Regions from separate parts of the Homo sapiens genome. Here region 1 is linked to region 2. A link is an interaction called in ENCODE POLR2A ChIA-PET data of the cell type or tissue named here. Cell type or tissue: Caco-2. All regions are shown on one strand. Links, peaks and the distances in the headings refer to the core of each region. The heading gives the core; the rest is flanking DNA. Region 1 has its middle 12 kb from the start of APOH. Region 2 overlaps PRKCA (protein kinase C alpha).

Region 1 (13,285 bases), core at 507-5,506, 310 kb before region 2:
GTAGTGGCGGGCGCCTGTAGTCCCAGCCACTCAGGAGGCTGAGGCAGGAGAACGGCGTGAACCCGGGAGGCGGAGCTTGCAGTGAGCCAAGATTGCGCCACTACACTCTAGCCTGGGTGACAGAGCGAGACTCCATCTCCAAAAAAAAAAAAAAAAAAAAAGAGAGAGAACTACAAGGTATTCCTAAAACTCTTCCAGAAACACACATGGCCCTAATGAAGAAGTCTTTGGAGAGATAAGATGCAATTGCACCTTTCAATTATTTTCACCTTCCAGTTTGTGACACATTGGGCCACATAACTTTAGCACCATCTGGTTGATCAGTTAACTGATCTATCTTCCCTCCACGCACTTCGATTCACATTCCCAAAACTAACCTATGATAATAACTGAGGAGCTGGCTGCTTACCAATGTTAAATGACAGTTTTAAAGACACATTTAAACTTACCATTGAAGTTTTATTTGGCAGAGCAAGTGGAAAAACTGTTAAAAAATATGGAATTTTGGCAAATCAAGTGGCTGTCTTGTATTTTCAGGGTTTATACTCATCAGTAAAGATTGGCAACTCTTGGGTTTAATGTTACACTTAACATGCTATTAATATATTTTAACAGGCCGGGTATGGTGGCTCACACCTGTAATCCCAGCACTTTGGGAGGATGAGGCAGGTGGATCACTTGAGGCCAGGAGTTCGAGACCAGCCTGGCCAACATGGTGAAACCCCATCTCTACTAAAAATACAAAAAAGTAGCCGGGTGTAGTGGCGGGCGCCTGTAATCCCAGCTACTTGGGAAGCTAAGACAGGAGAATCATTTGAACCCAGGAGGCAGAGGTTGCAGTGAGCTGAGATCACTCATTGCACTCCAGCCTGGGCAACAAGAGTGAAACTCCATCTGAAAATATATATATAATATATATGTATATATAATATATATAATATATAAAATATACGTATATATATATACAAGCATGATCAAGAATACCTGAGAATTTAAGAATATATAAAATAACAACATTTTTATCACAAGTAACATGGGACCTCGTCTTTTGAAACTGTTAATGACTTTATAGCGTTTCTTACGCTAATTTGTAAATTAAACTATAGAGACCTGGATTCAGAGTCCAAGGTTTTTGTATTCCTGAAACCACATTGCATCACATGTTCAAAAACTTTCTTATTTACTTCCCAAGCAGAGACTTTGACCATGATATTAAACATTTAGCAACAGTTTAGATTATTTGTTTAAAAACCTACTTTCAATGTTGTCTCCTTCTGAGTTGGAATTCTAGTCAATATCTACCAACCACATTTCAGAGAAAAGATTCAAATGCCTTCTCTTTATGATAAAATATGTCAGGAACTAGATATGCATTTATAAGGGGTATAAACATGTCACAGGGCTTAATGGGCATGATTAAATATGTCTAGAAATCAATAATGGGCCTAAGTCAGCACTGGGACATTTTTGTGTGGACACTGGGATCCTCTGAATACAGGTAGCTTTTACCTTGAAAAAACTAATATCCATATGTTGCAATTTCTATTTTTATCTAGAGTAGTTAGTCTTATCCTTGGCTGCATAGTAGATGTTCCCAATTGTTTGTTAAAAATACCAATACTCATAATTTCTGGGTATAGTGCTTTTTTTTTTTTTTTTTTTTTTTGAGACGGAGTCTCGCTCTGTCACCCAGGCTGGAGTGCAGTGGCGCGATCTCTGCTCACTGCAGGCTCCGCCCCTGGGTTTACGCCATTCTCCAGCCTCAGCCTCCCGAGTAGCTGAGACTACAGGCGCCCGCCACCGCGCCCGGCTAATTTTTTGTATTTTTAGTAGAGACGGGGTTTCACCGTGTTAGCCAAGATGGTCTCGATCTCCTGACCTCATGATCCACCCGCCTTGGCCTCCCAAAGTGCTGGGATTACAGGCGTGAGCCACCGCGGCCGGCCGGTATAGTGATTTTTAAAACAATTGTCCAGGTAAGTATGATTGAAGTAAGGATAAAGATCCACTGATCTAGCACGTCAATGTTCACCTAAGACAAGTTCAGCTAATACGGTTCTACCACATACATTTTCTCCCTTGCCAAGTGAGACTATTTTCTGTACTTTGAATATGACACAGCTCTGAGTCTCTTGTGCATTTTCTCCTAAGTGCCATTAATGCTTTTATTTATTTATTTATTTGGGTGTTTTTTGTTTGTTTGTTTGTTTTTGACAGTGTCTCACTCTGTCACCCAGGTTGGAGTGCAGTGGCGTGATCACAAGTCATTGCACCACCATGTCTGGCTAATTTTTTGTATTTTTGGTAGAGACAGCGTTTTGCCATATTGTCCAGGCTGGTCTCGAACTCCTGGCCTCAAGTCATCTGCCCACCTCTGCCTCCCGAAGTGCTGGGATTACAAGCGTGAGCCACCACGCCCAGCCTTATTTCTTATTTCTTTATTTTTTGTAGAGATGGGGGTCTCCCTATGTTGCCCAGGCTGGTCATAAACTCCTGATCTCAAGTGATCTGCCTGCCTCAGCCTCCCAAAGTGCTGGGATTACAAGCATGAGCCACCGTGCCCAGGCTTTCTTTTTTATTTTATTTTATTTTTTTACAAACTGCTACTAAGCCCTTACTAAGCTGTAATTTGTGGTTGATAGCAGAATTTCAGAAATAAACAAGAGTTGACTACTGGCTATAAGGAGTTCGCAGTTTACTAAGACTGAGGTACAATGCTACAATTACAATCATAGAAGAAAGTGTCAGATGCATGTGTATCCCCGCACATAAGGATGTAGTGGCAATGATGAGGATGTTCCAGGTTGTTGCCAAAGAGCAAAGGCATAAAACAGCATCATGCACCCAACAGTTGCAAATTGTTGAGTGTTGCTGGTGCAGAATATTTCAGGTAAGGAATAGCAGCAAACAAAGGTGGAGAGTGGGTAGGAACTAGATGATAAAGGCTCTTTTGTTTTTTTTGTTTGTTTTTTGTTTTGTTTTGTTTTGTTTTGAGACAGTGTCTCACTCTGTTGCCCAGGCTAGAATGCAGTGGTGTGATCTTGGCTCACTGCAACCTCTGCCTTCTGGGTTCAAGCAATTCTCCTGCCTTAGCCTCCTGAGTAGCTGGGACTACAGGCATGCCAGCACACCTGGCTAATTTTTGTATTTTTGTAGAGACAGGGTTTCACCATGTTGGCCAAGCTGGTCTCAAACTTCTGACCTCAAGTGATCTGCCTGCCTTGGCCTCCCAAAGTGCTGGGATTACAGGCATGAGCCACCATACCCAGCCCCAAAAGTCACACAGATATTAACCAGAAAGTACTCATTCTCTAAGCCAGGAATCGAACACGGGCCACCACTGTGAAAGGAGAGAACCTTAGCTACGGAGCTACAACACTGGGCCTAATTTTTGTATTTTTAGTAGAGACGGGGTTTTGCCATCTTGGCCAGGCTGGTCTCGAACTCCTGGCCTCAAGTGATCCACCTGCCTTGGCCTCCCAAAGAGCTGGGATTACAAGCATGAGCCACCGCACCCAGCTGGCAAAGGCTCTTGTAAGCCACGTTTAGGAATTAGAACTTATCTTGAAGGCGGTGAAGGGGAGGAACCGGATCAGGTTTGTATTTTCGAAAGTATATCGATAGCAGTGTAGAAGACACACTGGGATCAGAGAGTAGTGCAGGGAGAAAGAGAGACTGGAAGAAGAAAAACCGTAGTATGTTGCCACATAAACTCATCTTCCATTCATTCCACTCTCCAAACCAATGGCATCTTCTGTGGTGTTCATCTGTGAGATGAACAATATGAAACTGGCCATTCTGATGAACCAGAACATGTGCTGCTCTTGTGAAGCATACATTAGAAGGAAGGAATTTCCTTCCCCTTTTCCCCGAAATCAAGGCCTGAAATGCCAGAGGAACGGAGTCCTAGCTAGGGGCCAAAGTCTTTACTTAGAAACTGGCAGGAATTTTGCTAGGCAAATTCACCAACCCATATGTTACGTGTTAGATTGGATTTGGAGAAAGGTGCTTAGATATAATTGTGATATTGAGTCTGTGGAGGATGGTGTGCACCAAATAGAAAAAGGAGCATAGTCTCTGGCTCTTCATAGAGTGACCCCATCAGAGAATGGGGGCAAGTTCATCACTGTGGCAAGACCATGGTGTCATGGCTAAGGACAGAGGTTTTAATCACCGTATACTTGAGTTGGAGTCCTGGCTCTGCCTCTTAGTAGCTGTGTCATCTTGGGCAAGTAACATTCTCTAGTCAAGTTTTCATGTCTAAAATGGAGATAATAAATAAAACCCCCAGCCAGGTGCAGGTGGCTCATGCCTGTCATCTTGGCACTTTGGGAGACCAACAGGGGTGGCTCACGAGGTCAAGAGATGGAGACCATCCTGGCCAACATGGTGAAACCCCATCTCTACTAAAAATACAAAAATTAGTTGGACATGGTGGCACACACCTGTAGTTTCAGCTACTCAGGAGGTTGAGGCAGGAGAATCGTTTGAACCCAGGAGGCGGAGGTTGCAGTGAGCTGAGATTGCGCCACTGCACTCCAGCCTGACAACAGAGCAAGACTCTGTCTCAAAAAATAAATAATAAATAAATAAACAAATCCCCCTTCAAATGGGTGTAGTCAGGATTCAATTAGAATGCAGGCAGGATACTTAACTGTAGCTTTATTCATAATGGTGAAAGTAAGCACCAAAATATCCCAAAGCAAAGAAATGGTTAAAATAGAGAGCATCTCCAAGATGTAAGATTATGTAGTCATTAAAGAAAAAAAAGCAATCTTTGAAAACACAAATAATGATCTGGGAAATTGCTTATGGCATGAAAATAAAATACATAATTATATACTGAATATGGTTCCAATTTTGATTATGACATATACAAATGCTGAAAGAAATAACCCTAAGTGGTGATATTATAATGAGTGTTTAATGAAAGTTAGTTCTCATTAACATTCTTCTTGTCATTAATATACATGCCTCTGATGTCTTACTCCAAAGAATTTGAAATTCCTACACAAAATCACACAAAGGTAGGCATGTGGTTCATGCAGGTTAAATGAGCGTCCCATAATGATACTGCTTACCCGGTTTTAGTCCCCATGAGTAGCAAAATTGTAAGTCTCCCCAACTTATCTTGGTATAGAAAATAATATAGATGTTTCTGCGACATTCAGTAGGGTCATTATGTCACCCAACTCTCAGCCAATGACCACCACAAATTGCAGCCAGTCCCTCCAGAGTCAGCTGTTCAGCTGGCTGGATCATCTCAGCCCTCTGTCCAGTCCCAGTGTGAGAGTCTGGTATCAGCCCCCCAGCTCACTTCATTTTCCTGCTTCACAAGAAGTTCTGAGTTAGGACAAGTTTGAGACAAAAAGGCCATGATGCTTTGGAATACAAAGAAGAGAACACTGAGGCCGGGCATGGGGGCTCACACCTGTAATCCCAGCATTTTGGGAGGTCGAGGCGGGCAGATCCCATGAGGTCAGGAGATGGAGACCAGCCTGGCCAACAAGGTGAAACTCTGTCTCAACTAAAAATACAAAAACTAGCTGGGCATGATGGTGCGCACCTGTAGTCCTAGCTACTCAGGAGACTGAAGCAGGAGAATCACTTGAACCTGGGAGGTGGAGGTTGCAGTGAGCTGAGATCGCACCACTACATTCCAGCCTGGGTGACAGAGTGAGACTCCATCTCGAAAGAAAGAAGAAGAGAACATTGAGACCTTTCACACAAGTGTCACGGACTATTTAGAAAAACATATTGTGAGAATTAGAAAGAAATTATGGGGATGATCTCATCACCAGAAAACCTAAAAGGGAATGAGGTTTAACAGATGAGAGCTTGATAATAAGATTCTGGAAATGCATTTGCTGACGATCTGGTGCAGAAGATGAGGAGGCAGCCAGAGAAACTAATATGACTTCCCAGGAAGTTTTTCTGATGAGCTCAGGTTGGGAAAGAAAAAAAAAGGATGGAGGAAGGGGAATATTACATGGGATGAATTCGAAGTACAGCATAGAGGCCGGGCACGGTGGCTCATGCCTGTAATCCCAGCACTTTGGGAGGCCGAGGCAGGTGGATCACATGAGACCAGGAGTTCGAAACAAGCCTGGTCAACATGAAGAAACCCCGTCTCTACTAAAAATAAAAAAAAATTAGCCAGGCATGGTGGTGCACGTCTGTAATCCCAGCTACTCAGGAGGCTGAGGCACGAGAATCGCTTGAGCCCAGGAAGTGGAGGTTGCAATGAGCAGCAATAGTGCCATTGCACTCTAGCCTAGGTGACAGAGTAAGACTCTGTCTCAAAAAAAATTAAAAAAAAAAAAACGAAGTACAGTATAAACCAAGTCCATAAAATGTCAGGAGCTCAGCTGACTAAACTAAATCCAAGATGTGATAAAGATCAGAAAAAATGCAAAGACAATAAAGTGTAGAAGTCAGGATGGAAAGAGGAAGGAAGAGTTATTGTATTTCACAAGGAAGATGATTCGTACATATGGAATTATACTTTTCTCATTATGAGAGTAATACAGTATCATTTAAATCAATCTGGAAAACAAACAGGAAATGACTAAAAATCCTATAATATCACCATTTAGGGTTATTTCTTTTCAGCATTTGTATATGTCATAATCAGAATTGGAATCATATTCGGTATATTGTTGTATATTTTATTTTCATATCATGAGCACTTTCCCAGATTATTATTTGTGTCTTCAAAGCTTGCTTTTTTCTTTAATGTCTACACAATCTTACATCATGTAGATGCTCTCTATTTTGACCATTTCTTTACTTTGGGATATTTGGGTGCTATCTTTCACCATTATGAATAAAGGTACAGTTAAGATTCTTTTTTTTTTTAAGTGAAAGTAAGTTTATTAGGAAAGTAAAGGAGTAAAAGAATGGCTTCCCCATAGGCAGAGCAACCAAGATTCTTTTACAAATTTTTTTTCATTGAAACAGAGTCTTGCTCTGTCACCCAGGCTGGAGTGCAGATGCAATGGTGCTATCTTATTCACTGCAACTTCCGCCTCCTGGGTTCAAGCTGTTCTCCTGTCTCAGCCTCCCAAGTAACTGGGATTACAGGTGCCCACCACCCATACCTGGCTAATTTTTTGTATTTTTACAAAAGCAGGGTTTCACCATGTTGGCCAGACTGGTCTCGGATTCCTGGCCTCAAGTGATCCGCCCACGTCAGCCTCCCAAAGTGCTGGGATTATAGGCATAAGCCACCTCACTCGGCCCTTTTATAAAATTTTTGAATAAATTGTTTCCTTAGGATAGAGTCCTAGATGTGGAATTACTTAAGCAAAGGGTAAAACATTTAAGAATCTTCAAACATACTGCCTAGTTGCCTTCCTGAAAGGTTAGCCCAATTTTTGTTCCGATTTACAAGGATGAAGTTTCTAAACCTAAGGTTGAAAGCTGACAAAGAGAGAGACCGATTATTTAATTGTTAGTTTTCTTCTGACTTATTGGTAGAGTTTGAATATTTGTGCCCCCAAATCTCATGCTGAAGTGTAATTCCCAGGGTTGAAGGTGTGACCTGGTGAGAGGTGAATGGATTATGGGCAGATTTCTCAGGAATGGAGTAGCACCATTTCCTTGGCACGTGTGAGTTGAGTCCTCATGAGATCTGGTTGTTTAAGTGTGTGGCACCTCCTCCCAGCTCCTTCTCTTGCTCCCTGCTCCCTCTTCACCTTCTACCATGAATAAAATTTCCTGGAGGCCTCTCCAGAAGCCCAGCAAATGCTGGCTGTGTAAACAGCCTGCAGAACCATAAGCCAATTAAAACTGTTTTCTCTGTAAATTTTCTAGTCTCAGATATTTCTTCACAGCAACCCAAGAACAGACTAAAACACCTATATAGCAAAAAAAAAAAAAAAAAAGAAAGAAAGAAAGAAATTACACTCACACTGAAAAATAAAAATGTATATCAGGAAGATGGAATAAAAGTCCAGCTAGAAAATAATACAAGAAACTAGCTGTCCAAAATGAATTTAGGGGCTAGAAACCCAGGAAAACATATTCCAAGTTGTTAAAACGTGTAATTGTGACCCTGGGAAGTTCACTATCAACAATATTTACAATATAGGATGGTAAGGAGGACAATCTAATAAAATGAAAATTGTATTTTAAAATTCATGTACAATTGGCTGGGTGAGGTGGCTCATGCCTGTAATCTCAGACCTTTGGGAGGCTGAGGCTGACAGATCATTTGAGCTCAAGAGTTTGAAACCATCCCGGGCAACATAGTGAAACCCCATCTCTACCAAAAATACAAAAATTAGCCACGCATGGTGGCACACGCTTGTAGTCCTAGCTACTCAGGAGGCTGAGGCAGGAGGATCACTTGAACTCAGAGGCAGAGGTTGCAGTCAGCTGAGATCACACAACTGCACTCCAGCCTGGGCAACAGAGCTAAAACCTGTCTCAATTAAAAAAAATACATGTACAACACTGTGATACTGTTAAGAATATATACCCACATACACAAACCTGCACATTCTGCACATGTACCCTGGAACTTAACATAAAGATTTTCTTTTTTTTGAGATGGGGTCTCTCTCTCTGTTGCCAGGCTGGAGTGCAGTGGTGCAATCTCGGCTCACTGCAACCTCAGCCTCTCCAGTTCAAGAGATTCTCCTGCCTCAGCCTCCCAAGTAGCTGGGACTACAGGTGTGTGCCACCACACCCAGCTAATTTTTGTATTTTTAGTAGAGATGGGGTTTCACCATGTTGGCCAGATGGTCTCCATCTCTTGACCTTGTGATCCGCTCAACTCAGCCTCCCAAAGTGCTGGGATTACAGGCGTGAGCCACCATGCCCGGCCTAAAAATTTTTTTAAAAAGAATATATCTAGAAAAAATGCTGGAAGTTAGTGTACCAAAATATTGAGTATTTGAGTTAGAAGGAGATTTTTTTTTCTTGTTTTCTCTGCTTCCAAATTTTATGTAATGTGTTTGTATTATTTCATGATGGGAGAAAAAAACATTTTCAAAAACGATGAACACAAAGATGCCTGAAGACACAGAAGGAAAAGCAATAGATTCTGACAGCCAAGCCTCAGTAAGTTTGACATAAATCCACAGCCCAATGGTATGAATTGTTAAACAAATGGTTTATGGGTATGTAGATGAATGTGAAATGATGACTGAAAAATAATATGAACTCTCTTCAAAACATTTGAAGGTTTCAACAAATTAAATCCAATTATGTTTTTTGACATTGTTATTAGGTTAGTAGAAAAGGGCAACACTTTAGCTACAATGTATATCCCTCTTTTAGTAAAGCATTTGATGAGTTATCTACTGGCATCCTTGGGAGTAAGATACCGAACTGTGGCTTGGGATATGGTACTTCTAAGTGATTTGACAGCTGCTTGTACAAACTGTATATGAAAAGTTCTGCTCAATAGCTATAACATGAAACACCCAAACTCCACAGAGGTTTATTAGCTGCCATAGGTCTAGATTATATGAAAGTAAAATGAGGACTTGGGGAATGATTCATTATTTTTTAAGAGAGTAGAGGCATGAATGTCTCCCACAAATATCATCTATTGCTTTTTGTTTTAAGCTTAAATCTTTTTTTTTTTTTTTTTTTCAGATGGAGTCTTGCTCTGTCGCCCAGGCTGGAGTGCAGTGACACGATCTCAGCTCACTGCAAACCTCCGCCTCCCAGATTAAAGCAATTCTCCTACCTCAGCCTCCTGAGTAGCTGGGATTACAGGCATGCCCTACCACACCTGGCTAATTTTTGTATTTTTAGTAGAGATGGGGTTTCACCATGTTGGTCAGGCTGGTCTCAAACTCCTGACCTTGTGATCCACCCACCTCGGCCTCCCAAAGTTCTGGGATTACAGGTGTGAGCCACTGCGCCCGGCCTTAAGCTTAAATCTTTATATATATTTATTTATATTTATTTTTGAAACAGGGTCTCACTCTGTCACCCAGGCTAGAATACAGTGGGATGATCTCCACTCTCTGTATCTTCAACTTCCCAAACTCAAGTGATCCTCAGCCTCTCAAGTAGCTGGGACTACAGGTGTAAGTCACCACACCCAACTAATTTTGGGTTTTGTTTTGTTTTCTTTTGTTTTTTGGTAGAAACTGCGTTTTGCCATGTTGCCCAGGCTGGTCTTGAACTCCTGGCCTCAAGCAATCTGCCGGCCTCAGCCTCCCAAAGTGCTGAGATTACAGGCTTGAGCCACCCCACCTGGCCTAAATCTTTAAGTTTAAAGTGAGTATGAACACCCACCGATGTTGATTCATACTGGCCTCTTCGAGAGGACCATGGATCTTAAGAAGCAGTCTTATGATATTGTGAAAGTAAAATATCTTCAGCCCCCAAAATCACTAAGGAAACCTCAAGCTGGAAACTGCTTAGGGCAAACTTGCCCCCCATTCTATTCAAAGTCACCCCTCTGCTCACTGAGATAGATGCATATCTGATTGCCTCCTTTGGAAAAACTAATCAGAAACTCAAAAGAATGTAACTTCTCTGCTTTGAGTCTTCCTGCCTTTGCTTCAAGTTGTCCCGCCTTTCCAGACCGAACCAATGTACTTCTTACATAAAGCAATTAATGTCTCATGTCTCCCTAAAATGTATAAAGCCAGGCTGTGCCCCGACCACCTTGGGCGCATGTCGTCAGGACTTCCTGAGGCTGTGTCACGGGCGCAGGCACATCCTCAACCTTGGCAAAATAAACTTTCTAAATTAACTGAGACCTGCCTCAGATTTTCTGGGTTCACAATGTCTGGATATGTGAACAAGCAAAAATACGTCAAGGAGCTTGACAGATGACTGCCCTTGTCTCCTAGATCAAAGGAAATTCAACTTATTATTTAACCTGTCAAGAATATCTGTGCTTTCCCCTTTGTTTCTATGTGTTCTCTCATTAATTTTCTTCACCATGGCATGTCCCCTTCATCTACTGGCTCTGTTTGAAAACCTTCACTTTTGTCTGTCTGCCAATATCCCACAGCTAAGGAACCTCACACTACATACACACAAATATACTCCTCTACCCCCCAGTTCATTATTTTAAAAGCTGACAGTTAAGAAAAAATTTCAGGCCAGGCACACTGGCTCACGCCTGTAATCCCAGCACTTTGGGAGGCCGAGGTGGGGGGATCACCTGAGGTCAGGAGTTTGAGACCAGCCTGCCCAACATGGTGAAATCCTGTTTCTACTAAAAATACAAAAATTAGCCCGGTATGGTGGTGGGCACCTATAATCCCAGCTACTCGGGAGGCTGAGGCAGGAGAATTGCTTGAACCTGGGAGGCAGAGGTTGCAGTGAGCAGAGATTGCGCCACTGCATTCCAGCCTGGGCAACAGAGCAAGACTCCATCTTGGAAAAGAAAACGAAGAAGAAAAAATTTCAAGAATAAGACAATAGGCTGGATGCAGCAGCTCACACCTGTAATCCCAGCACTTTGGGAGGCCGAGGCAGGCGGATCACCTGAGGTCAGGAGTTCAAGACCAGCCTGGCCAACATTATGAAACCCCATCTCTCCTAAAAATACAAAAAATTAACTGAGTGTAGTGGCGCATGCCTGTAATGCCAGCTACTTAGGAGGCCGAGGCATAAGAATCTCTTGAACCTGAAAGGTGGAGGTTGCAGTGAGCTAAGATCACACCACTGCACGCTAGCCTGGACAACAGAGTGAGACTGTGTAAAAAAAAAAACAAGACTATAGAATTATTTCCACAGTCCTATTCTGTTCAATATCTTCAACAAATTGGATAAAGAATAAAAACAAGAGCCAGGCGTGGTGGTTCATGCCTGTAATCCCAGGACTTTGGGAGGCCAAGGTGGGTGGATCACGAGGTCAGGAGTTCAAGACCAGCCTGGCCAAGACGGTGAAACCCTGCCTCTACTAAAACTACAAAAATTAGCTGGGCGTGGTGGTAGGCACCTGTAATCCCAGCTATTCGGGAGGCTGAGGCAGAGAATTGCTTGAACCTGGGAGGCAGAGGTTGCAGTGAGCCAAGATGGCGCCATTGCACTCCAGCCTAGGTGACAGAGCAGGACTCCATCTCAAAAAAAAAAAAAAAAAGTATAAGAACAAAACTACAAATTTTCAGATGTTACGCAACTGAGAGAACGCAGAGAGAGTTGATCTCAAAAACCTTACCACTTCAGCCGGAAACCACAGGATACATTTCACAAGATCACTGCAAATCTCAGCATGCAGGTGAAGTGGAGGAGGAAGCAGCATGAGCTTGAAGAAGTTCCAGATGTTTCCATCAACCACAAGTTTAGCCTGACCTGCTAGTGACACAGCTGAAGTGTAATTGAATTAGGCTGTGTTCAGACACAGAAAACTCCAGTCTTGAACACAATTACTGCTTTGCACTGTGTTGGTCAGACCAAAGTTTGGCAGTTCTTCAGGAGCATACTGAAAAGCCAGACCTCTCTGAAGGACAATGAAAACTCTGAAAGTCATGTAACAGGATAATAAGTCAAAGTATCATGAAAGCCTACCCTGGAGAAGACTAAGAAAGTCTCCAAATATTTCAAAAACCATTATGTGGAAGGAGTTTTAAACTTGTTTTCAGTGGATTCTGAGCACAGACTTTGGGTTAATGGGTACCAGTTTTAGAGAAGAAAGAAAGATTCAATGTGTGAAAAAATGGATTTTTTTCTTTTTCTTTTTTTTTTCGAGACAGGGTCTCACTTTGTCCTCCAGGCTGGAGTACAGTGGCACAATCTCAGTTCACTGCAGCCTCGACTTCTGGGGTTCAAACGATCCTCCTGCCTCAGCCCCCACCCCAAGTAGTTGGGACTATAGGTGCTTGCCACCACGCCTGGCTAATTTTTGTATTTTTTTGTAAAGACGGATTTCACCATGTTGCCCAGGCTGATCTTGAACTTCTGAGCTCAAGTAATCTGCCTGTCTCGGCCTTCCAAAGTGCTGGGATTACAGGTGTGAGCCACGGCGCCTGCCCTAATGTTTAATAATTAAAGACTTTCAGCAATGAAGTGGGTTTCTTCAAAAAGTGATGTGCATCCTGTCAATCATAACATCAAGTTCTAGGCCCTGGAAGTTCAACTGAGTGATCATCCTAAAATAACATATTGGGTCACTCTTCTGCTTAGATGCTCCATGGCTTCACATTAAAATTAGAACAAAGGCCAGGCATGGTGGCCCACGCCTGTAATCCCAACACTTTGGGAGGCCAAGGCAGGCAGATCACGAAGTCAGGAGATCGAGACCATCCTGGCTAACATGGTGAAACCCCGTCTCTACTAAAAAAAATACAAAAAATTAGCTGTGCGT
Region 2 (17,293 bases), core at 5,476-10,475:
GTGCTCTGTGGTCGAAGGCCAGCTGGGCCTGAAGGCAAAACATCTGGATTTTGCAGAGGGTTCCTAGGCTGAGACGGAATTCAGGCTGTAGGCTCTGTGAGACCTTGTGTGAAACCCCCGGTTCTGTCTCTGTCACTTGTTTGAGTCTCCCATTTCTCTGTCTATCAAAAGATTGAATATGGTGGCTTACAACAGAGGCAGTCGAGGGTAATTATTAGTATCATGGTTTGACCTCGAGATCTGGCACTTCCTGGACCTATTCCGTTGTATATTTCTCTGTGCACTCCCTGAGCCTCCCTTTTCTCAGCTGAGAAAATGGTCACACCTATGGTATCCCACACTGTGGAAAATGACCAAATAAGACAAGGTATGTGCAAGTATTTGGTAGAACCCTACAGAGGTAGGAAGTGGCTGTTACTAGCTGTTTCCACTGGTATTCTCTGGCCATCTCAGAGCTGTTTAGGGACCATTCCAGCTACAGGGGAGGGCAAGATTTAGAGTAGACTCTCAAATGAGTCTATCTGATTCTTTGGAAGCACGAGCTCTAGTAAGATAGTTTGAACAAAGATGTGACCATGAGGGGTTTTGTTTTATTTTTTAACTAGATTTTGATATGTTGTGTGCCGCTTCTCCACTGCACAGATTGACCAAGAGTTAGCTGCAGATTGTGGCTCAGTAAGAAGGTCTTGTGGTACGTGCTCCTGCGGCCCCCACCTCAAACTCTTGCCTCTGGTGTTCTTGAAAGAAATGAGGGGACCTTTGCCCGAGCCAAGGGAAAATGCAAGATTTTGGAGGCTTAGCCCCTTTATTGTTTTTTTCCTCTGTTGCTTATATTGATTTCTGCGGCAAAGAGCAGTTGACTGGGATTGAAAGCTACTCTGCTGGTCTTGGATGTGGAAGAAAAAATAATTCCCACTTTCCAAATAGAGGCTCATCCAGAGGCAGCAGATGCCAGAGGCAGCAGATGCTAGCTGCAGTTCTGCAGGCAGGAATTGCACGTGCAAAGCAGAGCTGACGTCCAGTCCACGCCTCATGGCACTTTGGAAGTGCATCTGACACCGTTTGCCTGCCATACACAAGCCACAAAGACTTTTTGAGGCGACAGGTTATGCCAAAAATTAAGTAAAAATGACACAGCTTCAGATGACATTTACATATCTATTTTTGAGGTTTCAGAACATGTGCCCTATAAAAATGTACAACTGCATTGTTTAAAACTCTTCTGAGTCTCTGAGGATTTTCTATCAGTGCATGCCTCTCAGTTATCACTTAAATGTCAAGGCCCTAAGCTTGTATGAGCCCCTAAAATGTTTTTGAGCCCCACAGTAAATTTTTGGCTGACCACATTTGTTCTATGTAAGGCTGATAACAAGCCACCACGTGGAATCTCACAGTGGGACTTTAGTATCAGGCAATTGCAGAGTCCTGAAGCTCGTGTTGCGGTTATTATGGTTCTATATAAAGCCCCAGGGGAGAAAGTCATTTCATGCTTTTAAAATTACTAGTTAATGTTTAAGGAGTTTATACGGAGTGGACTGAGCCAAGCATTTTCCCCTTAACTTTAAAATTATTACAGAGAGGCCTTAAGAAACTGTTCTGTATTAGATGGTGATTAAAATATGACCTTTTTCTTTCTTTATGCTTAGGATTTTCACGATGTGGTTTGCAATTAATTTGTATGTGCACAGTCTTTGTGCTAGTTTCTGTGGACATACAGTGGTGCTACTTGGCCTTAAGAGCTTCCTGTGTGTGGTTGGGAGATAGGCAGTTAGTAAGCCATGTGTGCTGTGAGAAAACCCAGAGCATAGAAGTCGCACATGAGAGTACCAGGTGCTGAGTACCATGGGGGTGAGAGCAAGGAGGGATTATTTCTGCCCCAAGAAGGCTTCTTGGGAAATAGAGCAGTTATGAAGGACCTGGAAAGATGTTCCAATAAGACTTGGGTGAGGAGACACAATAGTCCCAAGTAGGGAGGGCAGAGCACCCTGAGTAGAGGTGTGGTGTCAGGAAGTGTGAGAATTCTTCAGAGACTGATAGTCGGAAGGGATTCCTCTGCAAAGGCCTGTGGAAGGATATGAAGGTTGGAAAGACAAGTGGGAGCCATTGGGGAGTCTCAACAAATGTGTATTGTATTGTGTGTGTTTCACTTGGAAAATTATCTTGCTATTAATGAGAAAGTACAGATTAATGCTTTTTTTGTTTTACTGGATTCAAATTATATTTGACAAGTCATTTCATTCTAGTGTATGCATGTGATTTTCTTGGAACGAGGGTAACATTTTAAAGATAGGATTTGATGAGTCAATGAGGTATTTTTCAAGTAGATTACTTAGAAAATGTTATAGTCATAAAATATCTTGGAGTTACAGTTAAGAGTCAATTATTGTTTCATCTATAGGCATCCAATTAAAGTTGAATTATGCTGTTATTTTCACTCAATTTCCAAAGCTATGCACTTCCGTAATTTCTATCCTTGTTTATAGTCAGTATAATGTTTAATGCAATGTGCCTGATTTAGCACTTTGTGTTATAAATTTTGCCTGATAAATAATCAACTTATTTTCTTCCGTATGACGACAGTTTTCTTCACAGTGAATGGAGCTTAGTGTATTTATATAAAATGTAAGTCTGGGAGAGTTTCCATTATAGTTCAAGTATATTTAATGTTCAAAAGAATGCAGTATTTGTGGTTTCCTGGCATTCTTTGAATACCATGTGGCTCTTCTCTCTTCCTTCTCACCAAAACCCTAGTCATTTTATTATTTATATAATGAGATACTGTAAGATACTAAAACATAAGTTATTGTGAGGTCTGGCTTTTGATGCTATGAAGTACCCTTTGTTATTTGAGACTAATGAAATGAAATCAGTGAGTTCCAGCTTGTCTACTAGTATGTTGCTTGAAACAATTACATTCTTTTGAACATTAAATTTATATATTTGAACTATAAGGAAACTCTCCCAGACTTGTATTTTATATACTCTAAGCTCCATTGACCATGCAGAAATCTGTCAGCATATGAGAGGAACAAGCGGATTATTTATCAGGCAGATTTTATAATGCAGAAATACGAAGCAACATAGTGCTGTGGTGAAGACAGAATTGAACATTGTTAGACACTTAGCAATCCCAAGAGGCATCATGAAGTCCATGTACCCTACACCATAGAAAAGGCTACACCCCAAAGTTCTGGAACAAGCCTGGTTTGCTGGCTTTCTGGTGTCAAATGTCAGAAGCAGAAAATGGGAGGATGGTAAAACAGTAGACTCAGTGAGAGCAGGACTGAACTTCAGCAGGCCCCATAATTGTACAGAAACAAGATTGCTAGGCTGGGTGCTGTGGCTCACGCCTGTAATCCCAGCACTTTGGGAGGCCAAGGCAGGCAGATCACTTGAGGTCAGGAGTTCGAGACCAGCCTGGCCGACTTGGTGAAACCCTGACTGTACTAAAAAAAATACAAAAATTAGCCACGTGTGGTGGTGCACACCTGTAGTCCCTGCTACTGGGGTGGTGGGGGGAGCTGAGGCAGGAGAATCGCTGGAACCCGGGAGGTGGAGACTGCAGTGAGCCAAGATCAGACCACTGCACTGCAGCCTGGGCGACACAGCGAGACCCCATCTCAAACAACAACTACAAAAGATTTCTCATGGCCACTTAGTTTAGGAAGAAGACCCCCATGTAGTTCATGAACCCAATGCTGTGAACCAAAATACTATAAACACTAGTATTCTAGGTCACCACTGTGATCATTGAGAAAATGTTGAAGTATATTGACATATTTTGTTTAACAAAACAAGGGACTTAAAGTGCGTTTTAGAAATATTTGTATACATGCTGGTTTAAAAAAGAAAAGACTAAAAACAAGCCTTAGTACATAAAAAGAAAATATTCAGTTTTCCAGAAAATGAGGTTACTCCCTTACATTGAGAGTTACATGAAGCCTTGTTACAGTACTTTTAGTCTTCTTTATTCAAAGAAAGAATTACCAATATCATTTTTTTTTTAAGATGGAGTGAGTCTTGCTTTGTCACCCAGGCTGGAGTACTGTGGCATGATCTCAGCTCACTGCAACCTCCACCTCCCAGGTTCAAGCCATTCTACTGTCTCACCCTCCCAAGTAGCTGGGATTACAGGCATGCGCCACCATGCCCAGCTAATTTTTGTATTTTTAGTAGAGATGGGATTTCACCATGTTGGTCAGGCAGGTTTCAAACTCTTGACCTCAGGTGATCCACCCGCCTCGGCCTCCCAAAGTGCTGGGATTACAGGCATGAGCCACCATGTCCGACCACCAATATCATTTTTTAAAAGTAAATTATTACGATTTCCTTAGGTGGTTAATAAATTACCATTATTTTCTCTATTTTACAGATCACGAAATGATAAGTAACTTACCGAAAGTTACATTATTTAAGTTAATCAAATGTTTATTGATTGCCAGACTTTTTTCTAGGCTTAAGCAAATGTTGGAAAATACTTCTCTGAGCTTTCAAAAATGTTATTTCTACTTGTCAGTGCTGCAGGAGTTTAATACAGATAATTTAGGCTGGGCGCAGTGAATCACGCCTGTAATCCCAGCACTTTGGGAGGCCAAGGCGGGCAGATCACGAGGTCAGGAGATCGAGACCATCCTGGCTAACACGGTGAAACCCCGCCTCTACTAAAAAATACAAAAAATTAGCCAGGCGTGGTGGCGGGTGCCTGTAGTCCCAGCTACTCAGGAGGCTGAGGTAGGAGAATGGCGTGAACCCAAAAGGCGGAGCTTGCAGTGAGCCAAGATTGTGCCACTGCACTCCAGCCTGGGCGACAGAGCGAGACTCTGTCTCAAAAAAACAGATAATTTATCTACATACTGTATGACTTTACTTTAAAAAATGTTTGTATCCTTGTAGTAAGACTGTTATTTTTTTTAATCCTACATCACATCATGCATTCCTGAGTGTGAGCTACCAGTGTTTTTGTCTAGGGCTAGATTACTAGAGCTAAAATATCGGGAGAATTAATGAGAAAAAAAGGCTTAACCACTGAGGCTCTGTCAATATCAGTTTTTGTGGCAGGCTATGTTTACTTTCTTCAAGGAAAAATGTCAGGCAAAATTTTATCACTACAAATACAAAAGAGAAGAACATTAAAAAAATCTGATCATTATAGAAATCATAGTCAGTGCAGAATGTTTCCTGCAGAATCCAAGTGTTTAGTGAATGTTGGTGGAAAATATGAAGTGTGTCATGTGATTGGAAAGTCATTTACCATATTCATTTTTCTTTTAGGAAAAAAAGTAAATTAGATTTTGTATGAGAATAAACCTTACTGAGACTTGTTAATTTTGCTCTGAAATTTACTGTTTGATATTAATCTGGCCAGTCTAGCTTTCTTTTAGATTAATGTTACCATGATACTTCGTTTTTTATCCTTTTACTTTTCATATATCTGTGTCTTTAAGTCTAAAACGAGTTTCATATAGACAGTATCAGTATGTAGTCTGGTCCTTTTTTATCTGCTGTGACAATCTTTGCCATTTAATTGCAGTCTTTACACCATTTATATGTAATGGAATTATCATTAATTTACATGGGATTATAATTTACATTTAATGACCACTATCCTTTTATTTGCATTCAGTTCATCCTCTTGTTCCCTTTTTCCTTCTGTTGGGATGAGTATTTTTAATTACTTCATTTTATTATGTTTGGTTGTATTAGTTTCTAATATGATTAGCTGTATTAGTTTCTAAGGCTGCCATAACAGATTAACATAGAGTGTCTCAAAACAACAGAAATGTATTCATACACAGTTCTGAAAGCTAGAAGTCCACAATTAAGGCCTTGGCAGGGTCATGCTTCCTTTGAAGGCTCTTGGCAAGAATCTTTCCTTGCATTTTCCTACGTTGTGTTAGTTGCCGCTAATCCTCTATGTTCATTGGCTTGTGGCTGCATCTCTCCAGTTTCCGCCTCTGTGTTCACATGGCCATCTTCCCTCTGTGTGTGCCTGCCATTTCCAAATCTTTCTTTCCTTATAAAAATAGCAATCATTGGATTTAGGGGCTACCCTAATCCAATATTGGCCTCATGTTACTTCATTACATTTGCAAAGACCTTATTTCCAAATAACGTCACATTCACGTAGACCTGGAGTAAAGGCTTCGAGATATTGTTTTGGGGAACACAATACGACCCGCAGCATTAGTTTTACCTCTTCGTGTTTTGTTTTGTTTTGTTTGTGGTTGATCTAGGGCTTGTAATGTAAATCTTTAATCAATCAGTCTACTTTCCAACAATATTATACCACATCACATATGGTGTAAGAACCTTACAACAGTTTACTTGTATTTCCCCTCATTTTGCCAAGCATAAAATACTATTGCTTTAAGCTACTGTAGCATCTCCCATATCTGTCCCCTCCTCTGTATTCCTACTACTACTGACTAAGGTGAGCTCCTTGTTATTTCTTGCCTTTTGTCTTGAGTAGTCTGGAGTTTCACCAGTTTACCTTAGCGATCTTGCCCTTACCTATCTACCTTCCTTTCTCACTTAGGTATCGTGTTTATGTCTCCAGATATGCCTGTGTATGTTACATCTCTGTACTTTGCTCACACTGAACTTGAACACCCTCCCCTCCACTTATCTTTCAAACAGTTATTTCCCTTTCAAAACCAAGACAAGTCTTGCCTTCTTTGAATCACTCAATGCAGTCAGCTGTGGTCTCCCTCTGTGCCCTGCTATGGATGACACACAATCTCAGTCCCAATCCCAGGTCCTGTTACGTTTTACTGGATAATTTGTCTATCCTCTTCCTCCCAAGGGGATAGGAACCTTGTGAGAGTCATCTCCTAGCATCTAGGATGTCACCAGACTGATAATCACTGTTCCATGAATGTACACTAAATGAAGTTATCAATGAATCAGTAAGTTGAGTGCTGGTTTCACTAGTCCTTACTGTTTACTGAGAGTTGTTTATAAATGACTAAATGTTCCCTTGGTAGGTGTTGTGATGAATCCTACCTACCCTGGGTAAGTTCCTTGACTATTCATTGTTAACTTCATCGAAAGTTACTTGAGAATCAAGAGTCATTTTGACAGCTTCAAATATTGACAGAAGGCTGTGGACATATTTTCCAGATGCCTTAAAAAAATAGGATGATTTCCTCATTGAAGTAGAAAATAACCCTTGATACCACCAGTTCAACTCAAATATTTACTTGGGCAAATAATTATTTGCAAGCAAAGAAACCATCTTACGGCTTTTTATTCTGACACATTAAAGCACTTACCATGAGAAAACCATACAAACATCTTTTAGATAATTTTGACCAGAAACATTGGAAGGACATTCATGACATATCCTGGCTGCTTAGAGGTTTGCAAAACATGCTGCTCCACTCTTTTTTTCTTAGGCCTGTACACAGATCCCAAGTCATTTTTTAAATGTGGAAATGTTTAAAGGGTTGTAGTGTTTTCTGATTACAGAAACCATACGAATTGTAGCTGTAATTGTGGGGCTAGAGCCTGAGGGAGCTTTTCGCTGATTCTTGTTCGGGGGGATTTCCTTGAAGTCGACAGTGGAAGAACATTATAAAGCAAAAACTACAGCTCCTTACACTTCTCCTTAGCTGTGAAAATAAAGACCAAAAAATTTACTGAGATGATGGTGAAGGCCACCAAACCTCACAGGGCTGAGTCAGCTGGTGCCTATGAGGGCGCCCCTCCTTGACACTTCCTTCCTTTTGGCAGGAAGGAGAGGGGCAGAAAGTCATCTCCTGCCGCCTCCCTCCCCTCAGAAAATGATTTATAATGTTTGAGAGATCTACTGTGAGCAAAGTTCAACACACATGCCTAAAGGACACGTCCTCTAACAAATGAGGACTTAGCAAGCTGCCTACCAGGCACCAAGCTGTGTGTACCACACAGGTATTTCTCACTTAATCTTTACAACAACCCATTAAGATAGGTGATCTGGTGTCCTGAGTGGTGGCCCTCTCTCATGCATATCTGTATCCCAATCCCTGGAACCTGTAAATATTGCCTTATTTGGAAAAAAAGGGTCTTGAGGTGACCCTATCCTGGACTATCTGCATGGGCCCTAAATGCCATCTCATGGACTTTCGAAAAGGTGAGGTTGAGATGGGAGTGATGCTGACAAGGCAGGGCGGCTGGAGGAGGTGGGAGCTGGATTCCCTCCTAGCGCCTACCGAATACGTTTCGGCAAGTTTTTTTTTTTTTGAAGCAGGCTCTCTCTCTGTTGCCCAGGCTGGAGTGTAGTGGCGCAATCACAGCTCAGTCACTGCAGCCTCCGCCTCCCGGGCTCAAGCAATCTTCCTGCCTCAGCCTCCTGAGTAGCTGGGACCACAAGTGCACTACCACACCCAGCTAATTTTTGTATTTTTTGGTAGAGATGGGGTTTTGCCATGTTGACAGGCTGGTTTCAAACTCCTGGGCTCAAGTGACCCGCCTGTCTTGACCTCCCAGAGTGCTGGGATTACAGGCATGAGCCACCGTGCCGGGCCACTTTCTGTAATTTTAAGCTACCAAGTTTATGGCAGTTTTTTTTTTTTTTTTTTACAATAACCACAGGAAGTCCATGCAGGTGCCATTATTGCCTCATTTTACAGAGGGGGAAACTGAGGCTTAGAGAGATGGATTAAGGTGCTCAAGTTTGTAAATTGGGTGTGGGTGGAGCTCGGATGCATGCTCAGTCCTTCGTCCAGAGCCTGGGCTCTCAACTTCTTTCCAGTGAGGAAATGCAAATTTGCTTCTGTGACTGATAACAGGGTGGGTGGATACCAGCCAGGGTCTGGTGTAGCTCAGCAGGTTGCTCCCTTCTGCCATGCAATAATAAGAATCACCTGTGGCCCAGGCCTCTCTAAAGAGATTGAAGTCTTAGAGGAGGTTGGTACCTCTCCAGGCCACGGGACGGGAATGACAGTGCATTTGCCTGTGTCGTAGCCACCTGCTTTTAATCAGCACTTTAAAGGGGGCAGAAACCACAGATTTCACATAAATTGATATTGAGCAGTTGTGTGAATTCCATTTGGACCTCCTCTGGTGGTGGTTCTAACCCAAATTATTTAAAGTATTTGGTAGGAACACAAGCCACTTGCTGATGAGAGAGAGGAGTAAAAAAAGACACTGATTTTTCCATTCTAGAAATTTTATTTCTTAAAGCAAGAAATCCTTAATTGCCTCCTATGTTGCTGTTCTTATTTGCCCCTTTTTAGTGGTCAGTGGGGTGTGTTTCTTAATTGTGATGGCACAGAATTCACCTTGGTCCCAAACAAGAAGTGAAGGGGGTTAAGAAATCTAAAAGGAATGAAGTTTATGGAAATGTGAGTCACCTCTCGTCACACACCACTACCTCCTCCCCCAGTCAAGGAATTCCTCTGAAATTCCCTGCATGTTTCTCTTTAGACTCTTAAGACCCCTGGGTACTTGCATCTCCATTTAGAACAACTTGAGAGAATCCCTGGCCTGTTGTATTTCATATACTTCCCAGTGTCTCACACACACGCAGACTTGCTTTTCTGACACGTGCAGAGTTTTACTCTTTTTTCTCGGGTGAAGAGACGTAACCATGATGGAAAATGAGATCCCAAGACTAAAACCAGTTAGATGATGTTCATCTGCTTCTAAGCCAGCATTCTCTCACAAAGGCTTCCCTTTGAGGTCTTCCTGGGTGTAGGTCCTTGGGGAAAACGTGCCAAGTTTCTGCACAGACTGTCCCTTGTCTCTTGACAATTGAAAGTTCCACGGCAGGTTAAAGAAGGCTCTGGGTCCGGGTGCAGTGGTCCATGTCTGTAATCCCAACACTTTGGGAGGCCGAGGCAGGTAGATCACCTGAGTTCAGGAGCTCAAGACCAGCCTGGCCAACATAGTGAAACCATGTCTACTAAAAATACAAAAATTAGCTGGGTGTGGTGGCGGACATCTGTAGTCTCAGCTACTCGGGAGGCTGAGGCAGGAGAATGGCTTGAACCCGGGAGGCAGAGGTAGCAGTGAACCGAGATCGTGCCACTGCACTCCAGCCTGGGTGACAGAGTGAGACTCTGTCTCAAAATCAATCAATCAATCAATAAGGCTCTGGGAATAGAAATGGGAAAGATTCTCCAGTGCGGGCAAAGGAAAGCACAGTCCTGATTAAAGCTTCCTGCCAGCATTAAATGTCCGTTCATTCACTGCCTCCTCCATGGTGCGATGCGGGTGGAAAGGAAGCGACACATTCGTCTTTCTTGCAAAGAGCTTGCAATGCTGTATTCTGTTGAGCATGTAAGAGTGGGGAGCTGTGTGTGTTTTATGAAAATGTCTTTTGTTACCAAGCATAGCTCTTATTAAACGGCTTCTTTTCTTTTAAAGCCTATATAACATGAGTTACATGGGCGTTTACATCAATTTTGTGTTGGTATATAGTAAATTACCCCAAAACACAGTGGCTTAAAACAATTGATGTTTATTATTTCACAGCATCTTTTTTAATTGTTGTTTTTTGAGACAAGGTCTCACTCTGTCACCCAGGCTGGAGTGCAGTGGCACAGTCATGACTCACTGTAGCCTTGATCTCCTGGCCTCAAGTGATCCTCCCACCTTAGCCCTGTGAGTAGCTGGGACCACAGGCATGCACTGCCACACCTGGCTAATTTTTTATACTTTTCCGTAGAGACAGGGTTTTGCCATGTTGCCTTGGCTTCATAGCATCTTTGGGTCAGAAATTGGTACCCAGCTGAGCAAGGTGTCTGCCTCAGGGACTCACATAAGGCTGCAATCAAGGTATGGGCTGGGGCTGCGGCCATCTCAAGACTTGAGTAGGGGAGGACCCATTCCCAAGCCTGCTTTTCGCAGGGTTTAGTTCCTTGCAAGCTGTTGGCGGAAGCCTGCCTTGATTCTCGCCATAGGGCAGCTCGCAGCATGGTAGCTGGCTTCCATCAGAGTGAGTAAGAGAGGGCGAGCCAGACGAAATCAGTCTTATAACCTAATCCAGGAGTGACACCCCATCACTTTTGCTATATTCCATATACTTGAAGTGAGTCACTAGGTCCAGCCCATACTCAAGGGGGGGATATTGTTTGAACACTTAAGTACCAGGACAGGGGACAGGGGCAAATTAGAGGGGAACTCAGAGGCTGCCTACCATAGCAGAACAGTAAGTTTCACTTGAAGCAAACATATTTATGAGAATCCTAATTTATATATATATATGAGAGAGAGAGGGGGGAATTATCTTTCTCTTCTTTCCTTTAATGAAGTATAATTCACATATTACAAAATGCATAGATCTGAAGTGCATAGTTTAATGAATTCTGAAAAATGTGTAGGATTTTGTTATTTTATAAAACCCTGGGCCATGAGGTTTCTTTAAATGCCAAATACTATAGATTTATTTACAGTGTATATATTTATGTACAGTGTAAACAATAGGTGTATTTGGCCAGGCACAATGACTCATGCCCGTAATCCCAGCACTTGTGGAGGCCAAGGTGGGCAGATCACTTGAGCCCAGGAGTTTGAGACCAGTCTGGGCAACATGACAAAATCCCATCTCTAGGAAAAAATACAAAATTAGCTGGGCATGGTGGTACATGCCTATACTCCCAATGAGTCGGGAGGTTGAGGCAGGAGAATCAACAGAGCCTGGGAGTTAGAGGGTGCAGTGAGCCATGATTGCACCACTGCACTCCAGTCTGGGTAATAGCTAAGACCCTGTCTCCAAAACAAAACAAAAAGATGTATTTGTTATGTATTGCATATAACAAATGTCCCTAAAATGTCGTGGCTTAAAGCAACACCATTTATTTTCTCGCAGTTTCTGTGGGTCACAGTTCAGCTGCGTGCTTGTGATTGAGGGTTTCTCCCGGGCTGCAGCCCAGAAGTCTAATCATCTGAGGCTCGACTGGGGAAGGATCTGCTTCTAAGCCTGCTCATGTGATGGCAGGATTCAGTTCCTCGTTGACGTTAGACTGGACCCTTAGTTCCTTATGGCTGTTGGCTGGACTTTGCCCTCAGTTCCTTGCCCCATGGGCTCCTTGCTTCCTAAAAGCACCCAAGCCAAGATTGCACTGTCAGGAGAGAACTACCAGCAAGATCGCAGTCATGGTCTTTTATACTCTAATCACATAAGTGACAACCTGACATTTTCACCATAGTCTGTTCATTTGAAGTGAGCCACTAGGTCCAGCCCACACTCAAGGAGAGACTACACAAGGGCATGAGCACCAGGAGGCAGGGACGCACTGAGAGCCATGTCAGATGCCGCCTCCCGCCATGTATGATGAAATACACTATAGACACAACTGTTTTAAGAGCCTACCAGTTTTATGAACCCAAGTATGTCTTTTTAGTAGAACATCTAAATCTAGACAGCTAGAAGAACTACATTTTATAAAAATCTGAATATTTTCTTTTTTTTTTTTGAGACAGAGTCTCACTCTGTTGCTGGTGCCAGAGTGCAGTGGTGTGATCTTGGCTCACTGCAACCTCTGCCCCCTGGGTTCAAGCGATTCTTCTGCCTCAGCCTCCCAGGTAGCTGGGACTACAGGCTTGTACCAGCATGCCTGGCTAATTTTTGCATTTTTAGTAGAGGTGGGGTTTTGCCGTGTTGCCCAGGCTGGTCTCAAACTCCTGAGCTCAAGCGATCCACCCGCCTCAGCCTCCCAAAGTTCTGGGATTATAGCGTGAGCCACCCTGCACCTGGCCTGATGAATGATTTTTAAATTGTGACTCCCCTATGCTCAAATGAGATTGGATCAAATGTCTTCTCTAGCAAATAAATAATTCCATAGCTAGAAAGATCTTTGGTAGGTAGTTTCCTTCCTCTTGTGTGTTCCCTGAGCTCTCCTACTGACGTTTTGGAATATTTTCACAGATTCTTGAATACTCCTCCCTGCCAGAGGTAAAGAGCTTAACTCTTATCCTCTTAAGTGTGGACTAGATTTCGCGACTTGCTTCTAATGGATAGAATATGGTAGCAGTGACAGTGTGTGACTTCTGAGAATAGCTGTAAAAGGCATCGTAGCTTCCTCATTGCTGTTTTTCTTGGATCACTTGCTCTGGGGAAGCCCAGCAGCCATGCCGTGAGGACACTCAAGCAGCCTTTGAAGGAGCTGCTGGTGAGGAACTGAGTCTTCCTGCTGACATTGACATGAGCGAAGCATCTTGGAAGTGGATCCTTTCATTTTTCAGGTACCGTGCCAGGGCCTGTGAGGGAACCAAGACGTGTAAGACATGGCCTCTCATTAGTGTTTAAGCAGTAGAGAAAGCTGGTGCCATCTCATTGTTCAGGAGATGAAGTGTGTGGCCGGGGTGATCCAGAGAGTCTCCTTGAAAGTACAGTGTTGAACCTTGGACTTTGGGGTAGAATTCAGACAGGGTGATGGACAGCTAAAGTGGTTCAGAGGCTGGGGTACAGCATGAGGTTATTAAAATGATGGGGCTGAGAAGTACAAGACCTGTAAGTGAAGAACTGGGCACCAGACATTGGCATGAAGAGAAAGAAGACACCTGTGTTCAGAAGTGAGCCTGCCAGGGCAGAGTTAAGACTTTTTGCTGGCCAGGTATGGTGGCTCACGCCTGTCATCCCAACACTTTGGGAGGCCAAGGTGGGAGAATTGCTCTAGACCAGCTTGGGCAACATCGTGTGACCCCGTCTCTATGAAAAAAAAAAAAAACGAGAGAAAAAAAGTTATTTCTCAAAAAATAGCCTTGGACTTGTTCAAATTTGGATCAGGTGTGAACTTGTCCCAGTGGAGCCATGGAGCCCAGGCTGTGTGTCAGAAAGCCTGCAATAGGCTTCCTTGACCCAGAAGATTTTTAGAGCCTCCATTACCAATCACGCTATGACACGTTTCTTGTTCCCATTGGGGCCTGTGTTTCAAACTTTGGGCTGGAAGAGAACATTCCCGTGACTACTCACATCATTTCTATTACCTACAGCTCTTCTCCCCTGTATTGCTAGTCTGCCTCTACCTTTTGAGATCCTACTCACTCTCCGAAGGTAAGGTGGGTGACCTGTTAATTTTAAAGGACTTTTTTTTGGTGGGGGGCACTAGCAAATAAATTAAATCTATGGATGTGAAGGGAGTTTGGTTATGACATCCACTGCCCCATTAACAGCCTTGTCCTTCCTCTTGGCTTCCCAAGCTGTGTGTTCTGTTGAAGAGGAGGCCTCTCCTTGCCCCAGGAATGGATCAGCCAGTTGGGATTATCTGTTGCCTCTAAACACTTGTAGTACTGTGTTGATGCCATCCCATTGTACTTGTGATTCCACGTTGTCACCTTAAGTAGATTGTAAATTCTTTTTTTTTTTTTTTTAAAGACAGGGTCTCACTCTGTCGCCCAGGCTGGAGAGCAGTGGCACGATCTCAGCTCACTGCAACCTCTGCCTCAGGTTCTGGCAATTCTCCTGCCTCAACCTCCCGAGTAGCTGAGACTACAGGCGCACGCTGCCATGCCCGGCCAAGTTTTTGTATTTTAGTAGAGATGGGGTTTCACCCTGTTGCCCAGGCTCGTCTCGAACTCCTGAGCTCAGGCAATCCACCTGCCTCGGCCTCCCAAAGTGGTGGGATTACAGGCGTGAGCCACCACGCCCAGCCAGTAGATTGTAAATTCTTTGAAGGCAGGTATCGTATCTTTCTGTGCAGTCAGCACAGCATTTTAAATGCAATGCTTGCTTATGAAGGGCTGTTTTTCTTTCTGGATTGTTGCGTGTGGCAGATGGAGTGCCACGCAACCAGACTTCTTGGCTACAACACACATGTGGCTTCTTTTATGGAAGTTGCCACCTGCAGATCCTTCACCACCAAGAACATGCTTTTCTGTCATATTGCAGAATCTTTGTGGAGGATCCTCGTTCTTCCTTAACTTCCTTTGTGCCACACGCTTCCCCACTTCACTTGGGCACCTTTGAACAGAGAAGCAGGATTGCTGCCTCCCCACCAGTGTAATAAATGCTCTTTACAAATGTCCCTCCTTGGAAGTATATCTTGTAGAAATCCTAGTTTCTAACTTCATCCAAGAAATTTCTAGACAACTTGTAGCCTAGATTATCCTTTAAGAGCCACTTACACTACTGGAAAACAACTCCACCCAGGTTCTTATTTGAGTTACAGGGACAAGAAGCCTTTGGATTGCAGGTTTAAAAAAAAATTTTTTTTTTATTGCTGAGACTTCTATTATGAACTACCACAGTTGACAAACTGTTAGTTTCCATAGCAATTTTAGACTGTCCTTAGGTGAAGGGTTTCCCTTCCAGTTGCTATTTAAGATGTGTGGAATCCAAGAAGTCACAAAAGGTATTTCATGTGTCATACCTTGGCAATGCGTGCTACTAATTATTTTTTTGTTCCTGTCGTTAAATATAGAGCCTTCTCATTTATTTTGTCAAATGCATTTTCCTCTACTACTTTTTTTTTTCTTTTTAAAGAAAGATGCTCTGTGAAAAGGAAGCCATTCATCCATCCAGGTGAGCTCTGGATGGGCGAGCCAGCCATGGGGACTCCTCCCTGGGACTGGAGCTCTTTTTGACTGAGCTGCACCTTTGAGCATCGAGTTTCTGTTTACCACCTGGATGCTTTCCATTTTGAACACATTTGGGCCTTTCACTGAAAGGCACTTTAAAAATTCAAGGTTTTAGCATCATCACCAAAAACATCTACTAAAATATGCATTTGTACCTGGAGTCATTTAAAACAAATGAGTTAACCTCCTGTGCTCTGAGAATAATCTTTTCTTTCTTCTTCTTTTTTTTTTTTTTTTTTGGTCAAGACAATAGTCTTCATGGGCATTAGGTGACAACAGCTATGCAATTTCATTTTAGTCCATAATACATTATTTAAAGAGGTTATTGAAAATGTTGATTCCTGGAGCTAAAGAAATGGAAATATTTAACCAAAAGAAGAGAACATTTGAAGACCTCAAAGCTTTCATGAGATGTTTGAAAGGCAGTTGAATGTGGAGAGGGTATGCTATCTGCTATGGTCTGGCTCTGTTTCCCCACCCAAATCTCACCTTGATTTGTATCAAGAGCAAGAACAGTTGGAGACAACTAAATCATGGGGGGCAGTGTTTTTCCCATGCTGTTCTCATGATAGTGAGTTCTCAGAGATCTGACAGTTTTATAAGGGGCTTCCCCCTTTGCTCAGCTCTCATTCTTCTCTCTCCTGCCGCCTTGTGAAGGACATGTTTGCATCCCCTTCCACCATGATTTTAAGTTTCCTGAGGCCTCCCCAGGCCTGTGGATCTGTGAGTCAATTAAATCTCTTTCCCTTATAAATTACCCCATCTCGGGTATGTCCTTATAACAGCATGAGAATGGACTAATACACTACTACCTGATACTCCCCGGGGAAGAACCCCACAGCATCAGGATAGGGGATAAGGAAAGCAATTTGGGTCAATGGAGGAGCAAATTTGCCAGCAGTTTGGAGCTGTTGATAGTTGGATTAGATGGTTTCATGAAGTTTTGAGCCTCTAGATTCAGAGACCAAGTGACCACCTTCCCCTTGCGCTGAGAGGGAATTTCTTCAACTGGTTGGAAATGGAATGATAGGTAGGATCCAGAAGGGCTATCTAACTTGATAATTTATGTGATTGTTTTCTCATTTAAGGGAGAGAATATTATCTACAGTGTTTCTGATTTTTTTAAGGGCCTTGGGGAAGGACATAATGAATTATTCAGAGACTTCTCTCTGTGAAGCAAGTTGCACAGAGACAGACAACTTGATACAAATTACGATTCTAAATTTGTTAGTAATATATTTTATTCATGCACTCTACTTACAATAGATTTCCTGCTTGACATTTCTTAGACATATCACTCATGATCCCACAGTTGCTCTTTGAATGGGTGCGAAACCTGTGCAAAAAAAAAAAAAGATGTACACAGTCTAATGAATTATGCAAGTCTTAAAATGTCTCAAGAAAAAGATTACTCATTAGGATTTTCGAATGAATAAATTCAACATAATTGTTGGTGCAACTGCTCTCTCATGTAATAGGTACCAAAATCTGATTCATGTTTTATATTGGAGGGACGGGTACTTTTCTGAAGAATTTTAATAAAGGCAAATAAATGCCTTTTCTAGGATGCTTTATAGTAGAGCCCACAAAGGTTTTCTTCAGCAATACTATCAGTGCTGCTTTTCTCTCCATACTTCCAAAACCTAGAATTTTTTGCCAGTACTTTTTCCCTGTTTTCTTCTGAGTGGTAAAATCCATCTGGGCAGATTTTCTACAGGCCTGTGAGGGGGTGTTAGCCAGAGAGCAGTGTTTTGAGCTCATATACAGAATAGGTGCCTCTGGATAGAAGTTC

Evidence for each region. Peaks named below come from ENCODE experiments on the same cell type or tissue, not always from the same donor. Only the 100,000 strongest peaks of a DNase experiment are listed, where the experiment ranks them.
Region 1: POLR2A ChIA-PET joins it to region 2 with 5 read pairs; 3 of 35 experiments call an interaction of 5 or more read pairs at or near these places.

Annotation. Positions count from the first base shown.
Region 1 is chr17:66,234,362-66,247,646 of GRCh38, forward strand. No RefSeq gene overlaps it. Among named protein-coding and RNA genes, the nearest start is that of APOH, 12 kb to the left of the region's middle. In Caco-2, for the core only: no CTCF peak of the experiment used is centred there; no DNase peak of the experiment used is centred there.
Region 2 is chr17:66,540,602-66,557,894 of GRCh38, forward strand. The region is part of intron 3 of PRKCA (protein kinase C alpha); the gene reads left to right. Among named protein-coding and RNA genes, the nearest start is that of PRKCA-AS1, 130 kb to the left of the region's middle. RefSeq lists silencers at 1,830-1,879, 8,236-8,418 and an enhancer at 10,387-11,270. In Caco-2, for the core only: no CTCF peak of the experiment used is centred there; DNase peaks (open chromatin) are centred at 7,820 and 8,190.